Regions from separate parts of the Mus musculus genome. Here region 1 is linked to region 2. A link is a loop called in an ENCODE intact Hi-C map of the cell type or tissue named here. Cell type or tissue: heart. All regions are shown on one strand. Each heading gives the region's core, and the rest is flanking DNA. Links, peaks and the distances in the headings are about the cores only.

What was found. Peaks named below come from ENCODE experiments on the same cell type or tissue, not always from the same donor. Only the 100,000 strongest peaks of a DNase experiment are listed, where the experiment ranks them.
Region 1: it touches region 2 in a loop (12-fold over the local background); 1 of 42 quality-filtered maps calls a loop at or near these places.

What each region holds. Positions count from the first base shown.
Region 1 is chr3:100,820,144-100,823,062 of GRCm38, reverse strand. Gm32720 (a long non-coding RNA gene) reads left to right here. Exons shown (of 3, transcript XR_375902.2): 3 at 2,021-2,666. Among named protein-coding and RNA genes, the nearest start is that of Gm40107, 3.8 kb to the right of the region's middle. In heart, for the core only: a CTCF peak has its summit at 1,525 (motif pointing right); no DNase peak of the experiment used is centred there.
Region 2 is chr3:100,767,010-100,769,928 of GRCm38, reverse strand. No RefSeq gene overlaps it. Among named protein-coding and RNA genes, the nearest start is that of Gm40107, 49 kb to the left of the region's middle. In heart, for the core only: a CTCF peak has its summit at 1,702 (motif pointing left); no DNase peak of the experiment used is centred there; H3K4me3 peaks cover 379 bases; H3K27ac peaks cover 523 bases.

The DNA.
Region 1 (2,919 bases), core at 162-2,661, 53 kb before region 2:
CTGCCCTCTGAAAGGTCAAGGAAATAAGTCTGCAAAGAGAGATTACAAAGAAAAGATTAAAAAAAAATTGATTAACTTCCAAAAGGAGAAAGGTGCGCACAGGGAGACTCACAGGAGTGATTAGTCACTCACTTAACTTTATTAAAACCCATCATGCTCTGCTTGCTTTAAGGACAGTTCAGAGAGAGGCTCATAGTGCTTATCAGAGGACTAGGAGATTTCCAAGCAGTCTCATTGGAATTTAAATGTACAGAAGGAAAAGATATTATCTTCTCATTCTTTCTGACCTCTGTGGGGCTTCGTGGTAGGGTAGAGGGCAGCCCACTCTTAAAAGAGATGGGGAATTCCAGAGTTTCCACCCAGCCTTGAGTGGGCAGAAGCAAGCTTTCCCTTTAGGTCACATGCTTCATGTGTCTTCACACACCATATTTGGGTGATATCAAAAAGCGTCACCCTTGCCCCCCTCTTCTCTTGTTCCGCATATCCCTACATCCAGCCATCTCCCGATTCTCCCTCTTGGATGACTTTGCTATGGTGGTCTGAACAAAGTAGCCCAGGCTGGGCAGCCCCAACCACAGGGCTTTATCCCTTCTCGATTCTGAAGGCTCTAAGTCTGGGGATGATGCACTGGCAGCTCTCTCTCTCTCTCTCTTTCTCTCTCTCCTGAGGTCCCTCACAGCAGCGTGGGGTCTTCTCCAGAATCTTTCTCTACACAGCTGCTTCCTCGTCTCATCCTCCTACCAGGACAGCGGCCATATTTAACTAAGGCCTGGCCTGAAGGCCTCACTTGAGTCTCATGGCTTCTTTGCTGGCTCTGTCTTCTGAGTGCTGACATTCTGAGGTTCTTTAAGGGTCAAGCTCAAGGGTCTTGGAGAGAGATAATTCAAATGGCAGCGTTCCTTTATACATCCAATTCCTTTACACGCTCCTTTATACGTTTTACTCTCCAATATGACTAGGCTCCCACTAGTTTCCAATTGATTATTAAATTTATTTTATTACTTAAATTATTAAACTTATTAAAATAATTTAGTGGCTTGGTGAGATGGTTCAGTGAGTAAAGTGTTCACTGTGTAAGGGCAAGGACCTGAATTTAACACCGCCTCCCCCCAGAAGTTCAAGTAAAGCCAGACACAGCAATTTGTATCTGAATCCTCAGTGATGCAGTGAGATGGGAGAGAGAGATTGGAGAATCTCTGGAAACTCACAGCCAGCTGACCTGGTGTAAACAACAGCAACGACCCTCACATGCACATACACACACACACACACACACACATACACACACACGCACACACACGCACACACTTCTTTTGAGGTGGAGCTGGAGAGATGGCTCAGCAGTTAAAAGCATCTTACAGTACTCAGATCTGGTGTACTTCCATTCCAATGCCTTCTTCTGATGTCTGTGGGCTCATGCACACACATGGTGAATATACATACACCCAGGTACACATACACACATATAATAAAATAAATAAATTAAACAAGATTTAGTTTACATGTGTCATTGTTCCCACAGGCAGCCTCTAGGGGGCATTTGACACACTTCTGCAATGCAGAATTCTAAAATGCATGCTGTCTCTCTCCCTGCACTGTGTGGACCAGGCATTTTCCACTGCTTTCTCTAAAGTGACACGCTTTCTCAGGACAAGCAGCCTGGTTATTTGTTGGTCTCTCCACCTAGAATCCATCCCCCCCTTTTCTTTGTTTTATGCAGATTTGTGGTTTACCTGCTCCCATGTGACCCTGGAGACTCTGCTTGCGACTGTTGACTTGTCTGTGGCCTTTACTAATCACACCGTAAAAATAGGAACAGCATTCTAACCTCCTTTGTATTTCACACTAACTGGAGGCATGCACAGAACAAGCGATCATTAAATATTTGTTGAACAAACACATCTGTTCCTTTCACAGTGCACAGCCATGGCCTGGTTTCCTGTTTCCTGCTTCTGCATCTGTCTCATTCCTGGTATACAAACTCCTAGAGGATAAAAACCATATTTTTCTTTGTCACCAGGTCCTAGCACCAACCCAGACATAAAAGGACTGTAACAATTGATGGATGGGAAGAGGGATGGGCTTGGACTGTGACCCATCAATCAAGCACCTCCTGGAGCTGTCTGACGAGCTGGATTGACACTGCTAAGGGTGGAAGAGAGCATGCTGCATTGGGAAAGAAGGAGCCATTTAGGCTTGAGCACAAGAGGAAAAAGGGAAGCAAAAGTAATTTGTTTCTTGAAATAAAATCAGCTTCCTTTTTATTGATCTTGAGAAAGAAAGTGACAGAGACAAACTGAATGCATGTGGACCCCAAAAGCCCTCCTGTGAACGTTTTAGGTGATTCATACAGCTGGGCTTCAAACTTCTCACTTAGTATTGTACATCTGTCTGTGTGCCAGGCTTCATGTCTCCTGGGACAGCGAATCCTGGCCGGGATAGGAAGAGCATCCACACCTGTGTGAGGCGTCTGCAGTTTTCACACAAGACCCTGAGCTCACATGACCCTTACCACAAATAACCTTGGGCAGGAGTATTACAACTGGGGAGACTAAGCCTCAGAGATGAGCGAGCTGTCCAAAGCCTACCAGTCTGGGTTTCCCAGGGTCTTACTTGCTGTCATATATATATATATGAAATCATATTAACAAAAATACTGACTTCAACGTTCCTTTTTTTTTAGTTGTTTATTTTATGTATATAAGTGCTCTGTCTTCACACACACACCAGAAGAGGGCATCAGATCCCATTACAGATGGTTTGTGAGCCACCCTGTGGGTGCTGGGAATTGAACTAGGGACCTCTGGAAGAGAAGTCAGTGCACTTGAGCACTGAGTCATTTCGTTCTTGAACCTGTATTCTAAGACCCAAACTTCTAGCTTATCTATAAATTGTATCTCTCATAGTCTCAAGCCATTT
Region 2 (2,919 bases), core at 153-2,652:
GGTGTAGTTCAGTGGTGGTGTTTGCCTGGCATCTACAAGATTCTCTGGGTCTGATCCCGAGCCTTGCAAAAACCCAACCAAAACAATGCAATTTCTTTTTGTTTGAGTTCCTCTGTCAACTTGGCACCTCTGGCCTCAGTCAAGATGGAGAAATGATAGGTGATATACAATATGAACAACGAATAGAATAGCTGGCCTCCGAAGGAAGAAACGGGAGCTACGAGGGTGGCAAGCAAGGACTTGGGGTAGGAGTATCAGACCTGCTGGCTCTATGGCTCAAACTCAGCATTTTCTGTCTTTGGGGAGGTAAGATACACATGGTTTGAAATCTACATTGTATAGGAGGCAATGACTAAGGTCATTGCAAAGAATTAGGACCTTGACAGGTGTTCCAGTCAGCTGGGAACAAGGACCATGCATTCTTGGCCCAAGAAAGGTTATAGGAAAACTTGAATCTGCGAAATAGTCTGATGAGAAGAAAAGCTCCTCCTATAGAAACCCAACCCTGGAGCCTGAACTCTGCTTGAGGGTAGAAAATGTAGCCAGCTGTTGTGAGCATAACCGGCAAATTCCTAGGGTGGTCAGCAGAGGAAAGCGACATTCTAACAGCTGAAGCTCCTCTAGGCACGTTCAGGGCCATGGCCTGATTTAGTATGATTTGGGTTTAGTATGGTTATTTGTGTGTGTGTGTGTGTGTGTGAGAGAGAGAGAGAGAGAGAGAGAGAGAGAGAGAGAGAGAGAGAGAAAGAGAAAGAGAGACAGAGACAGAGAGACAGAGACAGAGAGAGACAGAGAAAGAGAAAGAGATTGTTTATAAATGAAAGGGAGAGGATGGGAGCTTGGAGAGTGGCTCAGTGGTTAAAAGCCCTCTCTCTTTCTTCTCTCTCTCTCTCTCCACTCCTTCCCACTTACTCCTCCCTATACCCCTTTCTCTTTGCAAAATTATCTGTAACTAGTCAACATTTTCTTCTGGCCTTCAAACACACACACAAAAGCACACACACACATGCACACACACACAACTCATGAACACACACTCAAACACACACGTGTACACATACGCACAGCATGAGTCTTTATAAGAGGGTTTTTTTGTTTTTTGTTTTTTTGTTTGTTTGTTTGTTTGTTTTTTTGTTTTTTTAGTTTAGGGAACAGGAAGAGATAGAAACTGCACCCAGGTGCAGTGCCTAGCATTCGTTACCTGCTTGCTAGTCTCTGAATGGGAGATGAAAGCAAGCTCAAAGAGGAAAATATCCCTGCTGAAGACCAACTTAGGCTGGCTGTGTGTGTGTGTGTGTGTGTGTGTGTGTGTGTGTGTGTGTGTGCGCGCGCGCGCGCGCGCGCACATCTGTAATCCCCAGCCCTGGGAGCTGAGGCCTCAGCTCAAGGAGCTGCTACTATAGGCTCGGGCCTGTTCCCTTTCTAACCTGCTTTTGGTTCCCTGGATGCCTCAGTCAGCTCCTTTATGATAATCCCCTGCTGCTCCCACTTCCTCCGGAAGCTGGCAAATGCATAATGAACGGTCTGAAGTGCCTGCTTTTGACAACAGCGAGGGGCTTGTTCCCGAGATGACATTTGAACTGTGTATGGATCGCTCTGTCAAAGGACAATCCAAGAGAAGCCTCCAGACTCAGTGTTTCTGTGTTTATTCCAAACTCACTTTAGGGATTTCATGTGCCATCTTAGGTCCTCTGCTTCCCTCTTCTGGTCAACTGGAAGGAATCTTTTATAGCTGTTGACAACACTGGGGTGGGAATTAATACTAATATCTCACCCTAACGATCACTTTTCGGTCAGTAAGTGACACCAAGAAGGGGGATAAGTAAACATGGCATCATTGTACGTTCACAGCAGGACCATCGTGACATCTATTTACCATTCAGACTGTAGGGAAATTATTAACACAGTTGGTCCCAGATGTATCACTTGTAAAACCATGAAGTAAAAAAAGTTACACACGTACTCCCCCCCCCCCCAAAAAAAAAGTACTAAGAGTTTTAAATAGCACTGTGAATTCCTAGGGAGATAGATTCTGTAGTTCTAGATCAATGATTTTTTTTTTTTTGAAGTAGTATCCTAAGGGCTAAGATGTCACTCTGCAAAACACTCCAGGGAGCCATGTGACTGTAGACTCTGAGGGGTGAACTCAAGAAGAAAGATCGCATTAGAAACCACTATGGCAGCCTGAGGAATGAATGCCTTTTCAGTTGATAATAGACTTAATCTTAATCAAATAGTTTCGAGTTGAAAAGGATTTCAAAGGCCTTAAAGCAGTGTTTCTAAACCTGTGTGTGGGTCGAGAGCCCCTTGGGGTCAAATATCAGACATTTACATTACAATCTATAACAGTCACAAAATTACAGCTATGAAGTAGCAACAAAAATAACTTTATGGTTGGGGGTCACCACAACATGAGGAACTGTATTAAAGGGTTGCAGCACTGGGAAGGTTGAGAGCCACTGCCCTAAAGTTTCCTAGAGTTCAGACTCTTGTGTTGTGGCTAAGGGAACTGAGATCAAAAGCCACAAAAAAAAAAAAAAGTGTGGCCCTATGAGCAATCGAACAGCATTCAACTGTGAAGAAAAATGGACCCCTGACACTTGGGGAAATAGATGCAACTGACATCATTATACTGAGCGAAATAAGTCATACTCAGAGAGAAATACCATTTTCCTGCACATTTATGCTTTATAGTTAGATCAATCTACCTCTGCACTCGGGGTGTGTGTGTGTGTGTGTGTGTGTGTGTGTGTGTGTGTGTGTAGATAATGAAAGTTTAAAGGGGGGCATTAGAGAAAAGGAAGGGGAGACAGAAAGCATGAAAGTAGAAGAAAACACTATTGGGTGTGGGGGAAGGGAGCCCAAAGTGGGGAGGACAGAGGAGGGAAGACAGAGGTGATGTACATGGAACAGTGTAAT